Linked DNA regions of Homo sapiens: all the other regions are linked to region 1. A link is a contact called in ENCODE Hi-C or POLR2A ChIA-PET data. All regions are on one chromosome and are shown on one strand. The core of a region is the stretch at or near the end of the contact, and the rest is flanking DNA. Distances in the headings are between cores, read along the strand shown. Region 1 holds the start of FAM135A (family with sequence similarity 135 member A). Region 2 has its middle 210 kb from the start of LMBRD1. Region 3 holds the start of COL19A1 (collagen type XIX alpha 1 chain).

The links. A loop is a pair of places that touch in the nucleus more often than their neighbours do. ChIA-PET counts read pairs that join two places held with the same protein, here RNA polymerase II (POLR2A). Pooled maps may share reads with other maps.
Region 2: a pooled map shows a loop between it and region 1 (5-fold over the local background). The contact joins the enhancer-like site here to the promoter of FAM135A in region 1. A Hi-C loop is called at or near these places in 1 of 37 single-sample maps with no recorded cell type and 2 of 50 pooled maps. POLR2A ChIA-PET finds 5 or more read pairs at or near these places in 1 of 52 experiments (H1).
Region 3: a map of B cell shows a loop between it and region 1 (4-fold over the local background). The contact joins the promoter of COL19A1 here to the promoter of FAM135A in region 1. A Hi-C loop is called at or near these places in 1 of 168 maps with a recorded cell type or tissue (B cell), 8 of 37 single-sample maps with no recorded cell type and 10 of 50 pooled maps.

What each region holds. Positions count from the first base shown.
Region 1 is chr6:70,411,909-70,414,897 of GRCh38, reverse strand. It overlaps FAM135A (family with sequence similarity 135 member A), which reads right to left and starts at 1,390. Exons shown (of 22, transcript NM_001162529.3): 1 at 1,196-1,390. It overlaps FAM135A-AS1 (FAM135A antisense RNA 1), which reads left to right and starts at 940. Exons shown (of 2, transcript NR_147708.1): 1 at 940-1,061; 2 at 1,836-2,070. RefSeq lists silencers at 874-1,023, 1,364-1,583.
Region 2 is chr6:69,583,510-69,586,498 of GRCh38, reverse strand. No RefSeq gene overlaps it. Among named protein-coding and RNA genes, the nearest start is that of LMBRD1, 210 kb to the left of the region's middle. Within about 2 kb of position 1,383, at least 2 of the 41 ENCODE cell types and tissues checked have a DNase peak (open chromatin) inside an H3K27ac peak, as active enhancers do.
Region 3 is chr6:69,864,998-69,867,986 of GRCh38, reverse strand. COL19A1 (collagen type XIX alpha 1 chain) reads right to left here and starts at 1,431. Exons shown (of 51, transcript NM_001858.6): 1 at 1,347-1,431. RefSeq lists silencers at 394-463, 474-523, 744-793.

The DNA.
Region 1 (2,989 bases), core at 141-2,640:
AAAATTTCCAAATTTTAAGTGTATGTTTGTAGGTCAACCTTTAACAAGTCTTAACCCATTATAGTTTCATTTAGTCTGTACTCAAGTTGCTTTCCCAGGCATGCCAGGTAAACATAATTCTTAAAAATTAAAGCTTTAATCAGTAAGTGTAACCGATTTGTTGCTACTGTCACTCTTTTGATGATACTTCCACCAACCGGTAAAGAAAGAAGAAATGTTATTAAACTGGAAGATGAACTAGAAACATTGAGTGGATACCTAGCTTAGGCAGAAAGCAGCAAGGACTAGAAGGGTATGTCACAAAGAAGTCTTCAGAGATTTAATAAAAAGTAAAACAAATGGAATGAAGTTAAGAGGCTTGACTTATACAAATGGGGGGGGGAGGGTGGAAGAGTTTTGGAGGGGAAAAAATTAAGATTAGAGACTCACTGGGTGCAGAATGGAAAAGGACGTGAGGATAGGGGCCATTAGACAGAAAGCGATGAAGCAGGGTACCAGAGGAAAGAGAAGGCAGTGAGGGTTTCCGAAGCTAAGATGGGGCATGGAATGAACTCCAATGCAAAGCGATGCTAAAGCAAAACACAATCGGCAACTAACAAAAAGGGAACCAGGAGGAAGTACCGAAAGGAGGTGGATGAGAGGAAAATAAAACCAAGGAAGAAATTATGGAGGTAACAAGAGTGAGAAACCTGGTCGGCCAGGGTAAGGAGCTCCGGACAGGGAAGAGCCAGGCAAGGGATGGAAGCACAGAGATACGCTGCTTCCCAAGGAGGGACCACCCGGGCAAAAAGACACGTGGGAGGCGCGGGATGAAAAAGCAGAACCACGAAAGCGGGTAAAGGAGGGACAGAGCGACGAAGATGGAGCAGGGGTGAAGGGCAAACACGCTAGGCGCGAGGTTCAGGAAGAACGGGTCGAGGGACGCGCGCAGGGGCAGGGGCGGCCGCGGGCACCGGGAGAGCAGCGCGCCGCGGCCCCTCGCCTCCCTCAGAGCGCTCCGCACCGCCGTCCCCACCGACCTTCAACGGGGCCGGGGCCAGGCTCCGACCGCCAGCAGTCGGGTGAGGGGCCGCGGCGGGCGAACGGCGGACGAAGAGGAGGCCGCTTCCTTCCTGGCCCCTGGGCAAGAGGGACGGAGGGAGGGGTCGTGGGTGTCGGGAGCCGGGGGAGCCAGAGGGGACAGTAAGGGGGTTACCTCTCGCCCGGCTCGGCCTCTTCCCCCGCCTGTCGAACGGAGGAGCTCGTTGTCCAGCTGCAAGAAGACGGCCCGACCCGGGTCAGCACCATCCCGCCCCGGGCCCCCTCACATCGCCATCACAGCAACCGCAAACACCGCAACCGCGGAGCCGGTTCGTCACCGCGGCTCGGCTACTGGCCCAGCGCGGCCAGCGAGCATGCGCAGTCGCCCCAGTCCCGAGGGAGCCCGGGCCAGCCGGCTATACCTGCGATCAACAGGTCCCCGGCCGCACGGCCCCGCCCCCGGCCTCTCTCACCTCCTCCTCCCGCCTCTTCCCTCCCCTCTCTGAGGCTAGGCCCCGCCCCTTCAAGCTCCGTGCCCCGCCCTTCAGGAGCTTCAACTGCCCCTCCAGCTCCAGCGCCAACTGAGATTTCGAGAGATTTGTCCTCCCTACCAGGCTCCCGTTCCCAAGTTCCCGCGAGAACGGGAGGTTTGCGTCAATAAAAGGCGCGCGTCAAGAAAAGGGGCTCGCTTGTGGGTTTAAGGGATGGAACTTGGAGGTGGTTGAAGAGTAGTGAACAAGAAGAGGGCAAAAACACGGAGTTCGAGAACTTTAGCCGTTTTTCTCACAATGTTGTTTCTCCTTTTCTCTCTTTAGCTCCTCCGTGCAGTCCCGGGTAGAGAGCCCGGTCCCTGCGCTAGTCGATTTGTGCAGTAGGAAAGGAGGCTGCAGGGGATCTGCGCCGGGGCAGGACAGATGCCTTTCGGGACCCAGTGTTTGCATCTTGGGAGATGTGGGTGCTGATCTGGTTGTTTCTTGGTTTATGACGCCAAAAAGGGCGGGAGGGGGCTGATGAAGTGAAGCCTTTCGCTAATACATTCCGTTAACAGAAGCCCACGAAGGATCATTGATTTATTTCACTCTTCCCTGTTTCTGAACCTTATCTGGCAAAAACTTTTGTGGTGCATAAAGTTCAGTATGTTGCTAAAGCTGAGTTAATGAAAGGAAAATTTCAGCTGCGACTCTTGTTTTAAAAATGAATCTAGGATGGATAGTGGTGTTGGTTGCACAACAATGAATGGACATAATGCTACTGAACTGTGCACTTAAAAATGGTTAAAATGGTAAATTTTCTGTTATGTATATTTTACCACAATAAGAATGAATTAGAAGGGAAAAGCTTTGTGCATTCATTTGAAAGTAATGGTGAGGTCTTGTAACGTAGGCCATTTAGGGGACAGGTTTTGAATATATCTTTGTACCAGTTTTTTTTTTTTTCGAGTGTGTGTGTGAGACAGAGCATTGCTCCGTCGCCCAGGCGGGAGTGCAGTAATGTGATCTCGGCTCACTGCAACCTCTGCCTCCGGAGTTCAAGCAATTCTCCTGTCTCAGCCTCCCTAGTAGCTGGGACTACAGGCGCACACCACCACGCCTGACTACTTTTTGTATTGTTAGTAGAGACGTGGTCTCACCATATTGGTCAGGCTGGTTTCGAACTCCTGACCTTAGGTGATCCACCCGCCTTGGCCTTCCAAAGTGCTGGGATTACAGGCCTAAGACACCGTGCCTGGCTTGTACCAGTTTTTACATGATTGGGTGTCCTCTTATCCTGTGAACCAATTTATTTGCATTTGTATGAATGGCCTGCTTTCCTGATTTCTAATTTGTCCCTTCTTTTATAGCCCTATACCATTTTACTATCCTTGCTAAACAGGCTTTTATTGCTTGTTTTGTGACTTGAACTTTAGCCTCAAAATTGGAAAGGCTTTTTCTGTTTTTTTTTTAGTTCCAGCCATGTCTTAGGAAAATAT
Region 2 (2,989 bases), core at 134-2,633, 830 kb after region 1:
GGATTCTACCAATTTTTTTTTTTTAAGTTTGGTTGGATTTTAAAAGTATGCCTAATCAGAATGTGATGAACTGTCCTGGGCACATAACTTGAAGAAGAGAGAACTTGGTAGACACATTATTTTTTTCTTAACCTTGTTTTAGGTACCATCTTCCCATTCGCAACAGTTCCTGGCACCTGCCAGTCCAGTCGTCTGCTTTACCTTTTCTGGGGGGAAACCTCTAGTTTACTGCTGGGTGAGAGAAAAGCAGTTGGTTGGCTGCAATTAGGGAAGGAAACTGGGGATTTGTTCCTTAAATAGTCTTACAACCAATTCTTTTGCTTTACTCTTGTCTTCAGAGGTATGTGTATATAAGATATGGTATGAGCATCATCTTTTAGGTACTATGGAACATTGAACATTAAGCCACTATAATAGAAGTAACTTAAAGTAGTCTTTACAAGTTAGGTATTCCCTGACATAAAATGGAAACTTTATTATGAGCTATGAATGATTCTTTTAAAATGCTGTCTATCGAGTTATTTCTTTCCAAATAATTTGCTAAATTAAAGAACTGATCCTTAGTAAAATCTGATTAGGATGTCAACATGAAAGAATAATAGACAAAATCAAATCAGGAAACAACAGGTGTAATATTTTATTTATGAATTACCAGAAGGATCAAAAGTAACATTTAGAAACAATTTGCATTTATTTCCCCTGCTTTTTAAAAAGCACTTCTTGTCTGTCTTAGATTTTCTTTTTGACCCCAGTGGCTGATAATTTTCATTTTATATAACATACTGTCCCTTCTCCATCATGGTGGTTTTGAGGTTTATGAGGCTGGGGCTGAGAGGAAGTGAGAGGGAAGTCTCGCGGTAATGACACGGCCTCACCACCCACCACATTTAGGAATCCAGCTCTTTGCTGATCATCTTTTATGCTATAATTAGGTTTAGAAGAATCTGATTGTCACCTGTGAATGCCAAATATGCTTCCACACCACGTTTCACATTTTATCTGCAGAGACAGTGCATCCAGGAAACAACCAGCTTTAAGAATGTGCAAATTCACACCACTGAACTGCTGAGAAATTCTTTAGCTCTAACTCAGTAACTGTCACAGTGAGCTATATTTGCTCTCTCTGACTGACATGTAACAGGAGTTCAAGAAGTCACTTATTTTTCATTTCATTATTACAAACGTGACTAAAAATAGAAATAGAACTCCTGGTTTTCACTCTGCAGCTGAAGAAATCACAGTGAGGAGCATCTGCCACGCAGGGCATGGTTAATTAGCTTGGAGATTCCAGCTGGCCTTTCCTGGACTATTGAGGCCTTCCAGACAGCCAGTGAGGGTTATATTATCCCCTGAGCACGAAAGCCAGTGAGGAAATGCTTTCCTTCGGCTGAGAGACTCACCAGCTAATGTGGGTGTCCTGGATTATTTCATTAAGACAGGCCACTCTTCTGCACAATTTCAATTCAGTCACCATCTACAAGATCTCTCTTCTGGTTTTGACATTTCCCGGGAGTGATTTGAAAGAGTGGAGGCATAATCAAGGAAATGAAATATTTCTAGTTCTCTACTAACTTTAGAACTGCAGAAGGAATAAATGCCAAGGCTGAAACCTTGCAGGAAGGTGGAATGTTCCCAGAAAAGAGGTAGTTGCCACTTGATGAGAACAAGAGGGAGAGACTAAGGAGAATGTCATCTAACCACAGACTTCACAAAATTGAGTACAACATTAGGAACGTTGTGGGTCTCAGCACATAACTTCAACACTGAGTCTGGATTTATTTCATGGCATGCAACGTGGCCAGAATTTAGCCTACAATCTGGAGGTGAATGTGTATGGAAGCAGCTGGATCTTGCAAGATGACTCTTTTTCATTTTATGAGTCTTACTGTGTTGACAACACATATCAGGCAACCAGACTCCAGCCTAAGTAATGGTGGGGGAAAGGAACTAGTGTAATTAAGCTCAAAAGGACACAGGAAAGCAATTATTGCTTCTGAAATAAATGGGTGTTTTTCATAGCAATTACATTGAATTCGCTGCTGGATTACATACTAAAGAAACATTTAAAATGTTCTTCCTCCCTCCTTTCCTTTCTCCCTCCCTTCTTTCTTCCTTCCCTTCCTTCCTTCTTTCCATTGTTCTTCTATCCCTTCCTCCCTTTTTCTCCCGTCTTCCTTCCTTCCTTCCCTCCCTCCCTCCCTCCCTCCCTCCCTCCCTCCTTCCTTCCTTCCTTCTTTCCTTCTTTCCTTCTTTCCTTCTTTCCTTGTCAGAAAAGCCATGATTTGTACTGCTACACTGCTAAGTGGTGATGTGTGTGGGTTGATCATTCGTTTAGTATTAAACTGAGGTCATGCTGGTTTCATTCTGCTGATAAAGGATGTGTCTGCAAGCGTCATATTCCATTCTTTCTACCCTGCCCCTTCCAAATGCAGAATGGTCTTCTACTTTCTTTACTCTTTACCTCCTCCACAGGCTTGATCATTTTACTTATTAGCTGTGACACTGCGCTCTAAATCAATCTCTCTAGAGCAGTGTTTTTCAAACTGCAGGTCCTGACCTATTAGTGGGTATTGAAATCAATTTAGCAGGTTGCAACCAGCATTAAAAAAAAAGTAGGAGAGAACATATGATATTAGAATGCATTGCACATAGGAATGAGTCGTTTTATTTAATGACATTGGTTTAGTAAAACATGTGTATGTATGCTCTGAATACTATGCAAAATATATTACTTAATGTGGGACAAAAATAAGAAAAATTGAAAAACACTGCTGAGGGATGGTAGAGATTCATTGGTGGCCACTGCAAGAATCTTCAGTGACAGTGGCCATCGTGTCCCACAGACATTTTTTTCTGGATGACTTGAGGTGGTATCTTATTCAGATGTTCTGCTTCCTGACCCTCTTGGAGTTGCATTAGTTCCATTCTGTTTTCCAAGCCTTGTCCCTAGATATCTTTTTTTTTTTTTTTTTTTTTTTTTAGATGGAAT
Region 3 (2,989 bases), core at 182-2,681, 550 kb after region 1:
GGGACTGAGTCGTCTTGGAATTGGGGATTGAGGGAGGTGGCGCAATTTATTTCCCTTACTCTTCCATCTCCCAATCTCAAGCTGTGGCCGATGATCACTCTCTTGCCTCTATTCACGGATTGTTCTATTAAAACTACTTATTATCAGCATTCTGGGCCCTCCTCTTTTTGCTCTCCAGCCCACTGTCCCCTGAGGCTGACAAGGCACGCTGGTCCCCTCTGCCTCTTCACCTTCTCATCAAATGAAGCTCCTCGGGGGCTCCTGTGGCACCCGCCTGTCCCCCAGCTCCTCTGCCCACCCTCTTGCCGGCTTCCCGCTCCCTCCGTAACCTCTAAGGGGGTTCGCTTACGCGCCCGCCTGCTCTCGGGGAGCTAGCGTGCCCGACGGCGTGCTTGGTTCCGGGCCAACAAACTTCCTCGCGACCCTGCAGCGCCCTAGCTGGGCCGCCCGGCGCCGCCTCCTGGTTCTCGGCCGCTGTGGCTGCGGCGCCGGCGCGCTCTCGGCGGTGGCCTCGGGACTCTGACAGCGGAGGCGGCAGAGGCTGGGGCCGCGTCTTCCTCGCGCCGCGACTGGGACGTTCCGGCGGCGGCGGCGGTGGCTGCAGGGAGGACTGCGGGGACGGCGGCGGCGCTGTGGCCGACCGCGCTGCGCATGCTGCAGGGTAATTAAGGAACAGGGCCGGACGCTCCGGAACGTGGTGGGGCTGGAGTCCGGGAATCCCCGCCCGCGCCCGCGCCGCCCCCCAGAAGCCGCACTTGGGAAAAACACCCACATGTGGAGTAGGTAACCCCGGGCCGGAGGGCACCGCACCGGAACCCCGCGTCTCTTAGCTTACGCCGCTTAACTGGCTGCCTCGCTTCCAGGGCTAACACCGTCAAAAAAAAAAAAAAAAAGCGCTCTAACGGCATGAATTGATAGTGAGTTTGTTTTACTCCTTTAACCCCCCATTTTTTTTGTAATGTATTTGATGTCTGTCCCTACCCGCATCAGCAGTGCTCCATAGTTCCGCTTCACAGACACACATAGCCAGAAAAACCACCTAGAACTTAGGTGTAACGCATGAAGCCTGCATCATGTGAACATAGGAACACGAACTACATGGTATGTACCACATGAGAGTGGCCGTCTCCTGCCAAACGTTTTTGGTCCCATCCTTAAGGCCCCTATGGAAACGTATGCAGGTGTGCATTATTTATCCACCTAAACATATTTCCATGTGTAGCACAGTTTTTACATTTTCTTGAAAAGCAGATGCACACAGATAACTAGGAACACGAGCAGATGACATAGCCCGGGCATGTGTGAGAGGGCAAGTGCAGAGCCGGTCGCAAAGCCGCGCAGCTTACCTTGAATTCGTATTTGAGCCCCTCAGAGGCGCAGTGGAGTCCGGACAGGGCTGCGGCACCGCCGAGGAGTGAGCTCCCTGCGAGTGGGGAAGGGGGACGCATCTCTGCCCTTATTAGTCTCTCCCAGTGTGACCCTCCCACTCCGCGAGGACAGAGGACTCTGCAAGAAGGTACTCAGCCAACTCAGGCACAGGTTTTCTTTAATGACAGCGATGTCGCCTTAGAGCTGGGAGTAATGCCTTTCAGGTTTATGTTTTACTAGCAGTTTCACAGATAAAATGACGGTTGGATGCAAATGCCTAGAGTTTCTCACTTCTGATCATGAAGTGTCTTCAAAGTATTATTGTATGTGGCAAACGTTCACGAGTAGGTAATTGGCTTTTTAACGGTTGAGCTAAGAAAATATATCATTTATGTTTCATTTTTTCACTTTTATGTCAAGAGTTTATATAAAGTTGATTAAGGCAGTCTGCCCACCTTCTAATCACGCTCATATGTAAACGTTTGTGTGGCTTGGTTTTTCTCAGTGTCCACAGAAGTATTTTGTGATTTTAAATACATCTTTCCATGGGTTGGTGCTTCCAATCTTGGCTTTTGAACTCTTTTGGGATCCCTTTGAATATGTGAAAGTGTCATTTTCCTGCAGATTTCTGTGTAGGTGCATGTATGTGTGTGTAGAGAGAGTATATATATATTTGTAGGCATATATAGTAGGTTTATATACATATATAGGAGGTATATATGGATACTTGTAGGCATATATATTTGTAGGTATATATACATATATAGTAAATTTATATGTATACATATAGTGTATGCATATGTATGTGTATATATGAAAAACAGAATGATTTATAGAATTCAGAAGAGTAAACCAGGCATTAGAAAACAGATAAACTGGTTTTACATTTTTATTTCAGTATTGCCACAGTGGGAGAAATAGGATAAATTATATTATTGATCCACAATGGTGAAAATCATCAAGCTTAAAAGTTACCTTAGAACCATAGAAATACACTTCACATATCAGAGCTCACAGATCAAGGAATAAATAAAATCAGGCAGGCAAAAAATAAAGATGTTAAGAAAAATGTTAAAAGATAGCTCCTTTCCACTTCATTGGAGTGAAACCATTAAAGTATCACTTGTGATTTTTAAACTTCTCTCTCAACCTAATCAAGATACCTGCAGTTTTAGAGTTCGGCATTCATGGTGATGCAAACCATGTTTCTATGTCAGGATTTAAAACCACTTGATACATTTCCTTCTCATATGATTTTCATCACTAATTTTTGGCTGACTGTGGAAAGAGGCCAAGGAGGGAGGATATTGCATGAGTCACGCTACTCAAATGGCCATTTGAAAAACATGATTCACAAACCTTCATTAGACTTTTGGTGATCAGTCTCTATTTTTTTGAAGTATTATCCCATTTGATTTTTTTCTTTCTCTAAGCAATTTTACTTTATATACCTTGCCATCACTAATGAATTGAACTAAGAGCATCCAGGCTTTATTTCTTTGTCAGACTATTAAATTCACCTTATTTACACTTAATTGAAACTATTTAAAGTAATGCTTTAAAACTACCTAAAAGGAAGTCCACAATTTTGTCTCTAATTTTTGTTTTAATACAAGTAAAT